Linked DNA regions of Homo sapiens: region 2 is linked to region 1. Evidence: chromatin loops called from intact Hi-C (ENCODE). Cell type or tissue: dorsolateral prefrontal cortex. All regions are shown on one strand. Links, peaks and the distances in the headings refer to the core of each region. The heading gives the core; the rest is flanking DNA. Region 1 overlaps DCLK1 (doublecortin like kinase 1). Region 2 overlaps DCLK1 (doublecortin like kinase 1).

What was found. A loop is a pair of places that touch in the nucleus more often than their neighbours do. Peaks named below come from ENCODE experiments on the same cell type or tissue, not always from the same donor. Only the 100,000 strongest peaks of a DNase experiment are listed, where the experiment ranks them.
Region 2: a loop joins it to region 1, with 9 times the contacts of the local background. A loop is called at or near these places in 2 of 110 quality-filtered maps.

The regions. Positions count from the first base shown.
Region 1 is chr13:35,977,239-35,980,157 of GRCh38, reverse strand. All of the region lies in intron 3 of DCLK1 (doublecortin like kinase 1), which reads left to right. Among named protein-coding and RNA genes, the nearest start is that of DCLK1, 150 kb to the left of the region's middle. In dorsolateral prefrontal cortex, for the core only: CTCF peaks have their summits at 1,250 and 1,456 (motif pointing left); a DNase peak (open chromatin) is centred at 367; H3K4me3 peaks cover 760 bases; H3K27ac peaks cover 1,176 bases.
Region 2 is chr13:36,037,849-36,040,767 of GRCh38, reverse strand. All of the region lies in intron 3 of DCLK1 (doublecortin like kinase 1), which reads left to right. Among named protein-coding and RNA genes, the nearest start is that of DCLK1, 92 kb to the left of the region's middle. In dorsolateral prefrontal cortex, for the core only: no CTCF peak of the experiment used is centred there; no DNase peak of the experiment used is centred there; H3K27ac peaks cover 2,342 bases.

The sequences.
Region 1 (2,919 bases), core at 255-2,754:
ATGGATACAGAGTTTCATTTTCACAAGATGAAAAGAATTTTGAAGACCAGCGGTGGTGATGGTTGGACAACAATGTGAATGTTCGTAGCACTGCTAAACTGTACACTCAAAAATGGTTTAAGGCAGGAGATCTTTATGTTATGTGTATTTTACTATGGAAACAAAAAATAAAAGTGTATCTCCTATTGGTCCCAAGTAGATGGGATTTTGTTATATTTTCAACAGCACACTTTGAGTTGTAATATGTTTTTCCCAGAATCACAGAAGAGCCAGTGTGCTCAGGTCCAGCTGACTTAGTGCCAGAGCTGCTCAGAGAATCCTTCATGTCCAGTTGAAGAGGAACCAGGCCGCCTGCATGTGGTTGCCTTTGCGGAGACAAAGGTCATTTTCAGCCCTTATTGCAGGGTACCACATTGCAAAAACTCACTGCTCTCCAGCTGTTAAGATTTGAATAAGGTAAATGACCGTGATTGGCCTTTCGCCACTGGGATTTGTTCGCAGTGAATCATCAGCACTTGACTGAGGAGCCAGCTCAGCATCTTTTTAAAAGTAAAAAAGAAAATTCAGTTCCTTCCCTTTTAGCCAAAAATGCTATGAGTCAGTACTTTGGCACTGGGAGTGGAAAGCAGTGAGAAACGAGTGGGCCTTTGGGATCTGACGGGAAAGGATAGCTCTGGGACAATATTGTTTATGGATTGGCTGTCATGCATTTGCCAAGCAATGGCAGTGGCTGTTTAGAAGCTTTCTGCGCCTCACCCCATTCACATGTCCTCTTTCTGGCTGTCTCAGTTCTGAACCCCATGCAGAGATCAGCTGACATCCCTTGTCTTCCATGAAACCTCATTGATTAGTCCTTCCCCGGCCGGGTCTTCTGAATCCCGGGCTGTATTCTTTTACTTTTAATAGTCATTGGAAAGTCGCTTGGCACTTCGTTGACAGCCCTTGGGCTACTGCCTTTTTGTGGGTAAGGGTTGTCTTCCAGGTGGAGAATATTTCTCCAGACCAAAAACATAGCTTCTGTTTTGTGGCCTCATGGCTTAGCAGAGATCTGTATGTGAGATTGGGTACTGGGAACAGCTTGGCAAGTTATTAACCTCTGCAGAGCTCAGGTTTCTCATTTTAAAAATAAAGACAACTACCATTAAAGGAAGATCGTGTTTTCAGGATTAGATAAGACAATATAGGTAGAGCACTTAGCACTGTGGCTGGTGCTCAATAATTGGTGGTTATTACTCTTACTAGTAAGGTAATAGGTGTGTATTCTGTTTGGGAGTTAACCTGAGTTTACTACCCTTTTAGAAGATAGTTCCATCATTCCGATAATTCATGCCGTTGTCATTTTGTAATATCTTTGTGTGAAATGGGGCCTTACAGAAAAAAAGGTGTGGAAATCTAACGTAATCTCTTGTCAGGGTAAGTGTAAATTTGAGTTTCCTGGAGGTCTAGTGACACCAAGTGGCGAATTGTGATATTACATGTTGGTTGTTTGAGAGTGTTCAAATTCTATTTCATTGGTAAAATAGCAAATTATTCTGCTGTGTATGATTTCTGAGTTTTCCTCTCTTAATTGTAATCTAGTATTGAGTGAGAATGGAAAGAATATTATAAGAGTACTACATTGTAGACTTATTGAATGAAAAACTGGAATTCTAGACCGGGCACGGTGGCTCACGCCGGTAATCCCAGCACTTTGGGAGGCCAAGGTGGGTGGATCACTTGAGCCCAGGAATTTGAGACCAGCCTGGGCAACATGGTGAAACTCCATCTCTACTAAAAATACAAAAATTAGCCGGGCGTGATGTCGCGTGCCTGTAATTCCAGCTACTTGGGAGGCTGAGGCAGGAGAATAGCTTAAACCCAAGAGGCAGAGGTTGCAATGAGCCGAGATCGTACTACTGCACTCCAGCTGGGTGACAGAGTGAGACTCCGTCAAAAAAAAAAAAAAAAAAAAAAAGAAAAGAAAAGAAAAAAAAAACTGGAACTCTAAATTGCACAAAGCAGAAAATCGATTCTTAATGTGCAAGTGTTTTCTTCATGTATTATTTATATCCTGTCAACACAGTGACATATTTGAAATTGACACCAATTTGTAATGGATCGTTAGTAATACTTCCTTAATATTTCTTTCAGGGACAATGACATTCTGCTTATTATCTACCCAGTCTGTAAAGAAAGCTGACATTTGAATACTCACAGAGCTCTTGTTGACAATGTAATTGTGCCCACTGTGTAGAGAACGTTAGTCCTATTAACTTATGATGGCTTCCGAACCTTGACTTTCTTCATGGGGAAAGAAATGAGCAACTTTCCATTATTTGCTATGCCACCGAGACAACATCTGGGCCTGGAGTTAGTGCTTGAACATGGAGCTGTTCTTGGGTGTATGACACCATTCTTAGGTACTGAAGAGCAGACCAGAGTTGATGAGCTGGGATTTTCTAAACCTAATCATTTGTTCTCAGCCTTCTTCATGTCACTGCCAACATTCATCTCTGGCTGTGATCTGGTCTTGTAGGTAATTTCCTCATTCATTATTCAAGGTATTGTGTGGAATTAAAAAAAAAATAGCCCATTAGACCCATCAGAATACACCTGATGACCAGTATTAAATGTGTGCATTTCTGTACTTTAATTAGCAAATACCTAATATTGGGGCAATGGAGAACCATGTGCTTAAGTCAAAAGGGCTTCGTGATAGTCATTCACCAAAATATACCTCCTCAGAAAGAGTCCTTGGACTCACCAATCCTTTGCTTGCCCTCAGGCCACTTATTTGGGGTGAGCTGGGAGTGGCTGACATACCCTTCCCTCCTGCCCACCCCAAGGAAGGAGCGCAGAAATGCAGACAGCAGATTGCTCAGGGGGAAAACTTGCCCAATCTGCCCAGACACTCTGAGTTGGGAACATAATCAGCTGGCA
Region 2 (2,919 bases), core at 309-2,808, 61 kb before region 1:
GAATAGGTAGTAAGTGGGGGAGGAGAGATAAATCTCCAAGAATTTCAAACAATTTAGGTAGATATTTTGCCCTGAAGGAAGTGGAACATAACTCCCCACTCCTTAAAATGTGAGTTGCACATAGAGACTTCATTCCAAAGAGTACAGTATAGAAAGGAGAATAAAAGATTAACTTCACAGTTGAAAAACCTGTCAACACTACTCAGCCAGGTGAATAGAGTCAACATCAATAGTGATAAGTCATGCTGATAGAATGAACTCTTGACAGTATGCACTTAGTGTTATAAGGATGCCGCTTTACCCCTGTAGTCTTCCTCCCCAAATCCTATAATCTCAGTTTTACCATGAGGAAAACCTTGACAGTTTGAGGGATACTACTCAGAGATTTGCAGGGTATTCCTATGGAGGAATACCCTGCAAATCTCTGAGTAGTATCCCTCAAACTGTCAAGGTCATCAAAAACAAAGAAAGCCTAAGAAACTGTAATAGCCAAAAGGACCCTAAGAAAACAACGACTAAATGTAATGTGGTGTCATAAAGGAGATCCTGTAACAGAAAAAAGTACTTAAGTGAAAACTAAGAAAATATGAATGAAATATGGACTTCAGTTAATAATCCATGCATTAATATTGGTTCATTTATTGCCCAGACCAATGTCAAGAAGCATTTCTCCTATGTTTTCTTCTAATAATTTTACAGTTTAAGGTCTCACTTTTATGCCTTTAATGTGGAGGTCACTTGAACTCAGGAGTTTGAGGTTGCAGTGAGCTATGATCATGCCACTGCACTCCCACCTGGGTGACAGAGCCAGACCTTGTATCTAAAAAAAAAAAAAAATTAAGTTTAAATTTAAAAAGAAAAGTTGTCTGTATTATATAAATATCTGCTACTTAGTAAGGCCATCTTCATTTTAAATTTAGGGAAAATATACTTTATTAGACACTGCGTTCAAAAGTGTTTTGCTAATAAATTCATAAAAATACAGCAACATATTTATGTCTCTTAGTCATACTTTCAGAATTTCATGATTAAATTAGGTCTTTGTTTAGCTGGATCAAAGATTTTTTTTTTTACCTTGTCGCTTAGTTTTGGAAGATAGAAGGGCAGTGTATTTGTATGTGTGTGTGTGTGTACATGTGTGCACAGTAACCCTGTCTATGCAATACTTTCAACAAAACATTTTACCAAGAAAATTGACAGAAATTTAAATAAAAAGGGAATTTTTAAAAGTCAGTGTTTGCCTCTCTGGTTTAGCTTTAGAAGAAAGTGGTGCTGAAAAAAAATCACCGATGTTCGCACATTTTGAAGAGTGTGAATTTTATTCACCAATTTGCTTTTTATACCAGAGGCCAGCTGCTACCTTTTGGAAGAGTGAAACATTTCAGCCAGAATTGCCTGCAGCTCAGTATAGCTCCAATGGCAGAAGAAATCCTACCAGATTATGTCCTTTGATTTTTCACAGATTTTGTTCAGAGGATCTGGCAATGGGTTGCAGTTTCACACTTCAGAAATACATGGTGGCCAAGAGTTATTTCTGGAGTTTTCTTTTAAAGCCTTATCAGTTGTTGAGATTCTCTGTGCTCCTGAATCCATTTCCTACTCATTCCTTACCTGAAATGAGATATTTATATCTTTTCTAAGTTGCTTTTAAATTTGAAAACTGCATCTTCTACAACAGTGACAGATCAAAATGCCAGCTGGACATTTGATAGGATTCTTCATTGGTAGGCGCCTGACGAATGACTACTAAGTCATGTGAAATACTTTCTTTAGTCATAGGACATGGTGCTGTGAATCATGAAATGTTAGACATAAATTTTACACACAGGGGATTACATTCTAAAATGAGTGCTCAAGATCCTTGGCTGTGGAATTAGAGAAACTTCATTCAAGTCTTGAATCTGCTACCTCCTAGATATTTGAACACATTCTTAACTTTACACCTCAGTTTCCTTATCTGCAAAATGAAAAAGAAAAATAGTGTCTAACGCATGAACACTAATTGTTGTAGTATTAAAGGAGGTAACTTTGCTGTGCTTGTCATAGCGCTTAGTAAAATTAAATAGATATTAAGCATTTTCATTATCATGCTGGCATTTATGGAAGACATGCCAGCTACCTACCCACCTACCTGAATAGCATCACCAAATATGTTGCTTCTAAAAGATCAGTTGTGCATAAGTTGCTTAGGAACATGTACTGGAAAAGCCTCTGAGATTATGCATTTGATTAAAACAAAAACAGGTATGTGCCAAAGAATATCATTGCTCCTTTGGGATCTTGACTTAAAGTTCTGCCCCATAGGTACCTCAGTATTCCATCTCTCACTTCTCTTTCCTGACCAAAGCTAAGCTCTAGGCTCTTGTTACTGTATTTGGTTCTCCAGGATTCTCTGCCCTGCCCCTGGGAGGCTCTCATTCCTGTAACCAGGAAGCACTCTGGAAGACCGAACCATCTCCGGGCCTTAAAACAAACCTCAGGGGCAGGGATGGACCCATGGTGGGGACAGTGACCTGTCCTGCCTCTTCATTCACACCCATCTTTGGGAACTGTTACCAGCTTAGCAAGCAAGGTAACAAGTCACTGAGCTTTTATGGGACCCAGCTTCCTTGTTCATAAAATGAGAAAGCTACCAAAGATGAGGTTGATGGTCTCTTGCTTCTCCATTATTCTCTTGGATTCAATAAATTACTGGACATATCTAGGAAAAATAAATGTCACAGTCACCGCCTCCAAGAGGCTTTCTTTGTTCACAAAGTCTTCCTTTTATTACCACTCAGGCTGCAGTGAGCTGTATCTTAAAAGTCTTAATGTGTCTCTGACACATTATAAGCCATACCCATGGAACCTTGGAAGTTCTTTTTTTACAGTAGGGGATTAGATTTTCTTTCTATTTTTTAAATTTTCTTTTTTTAATTG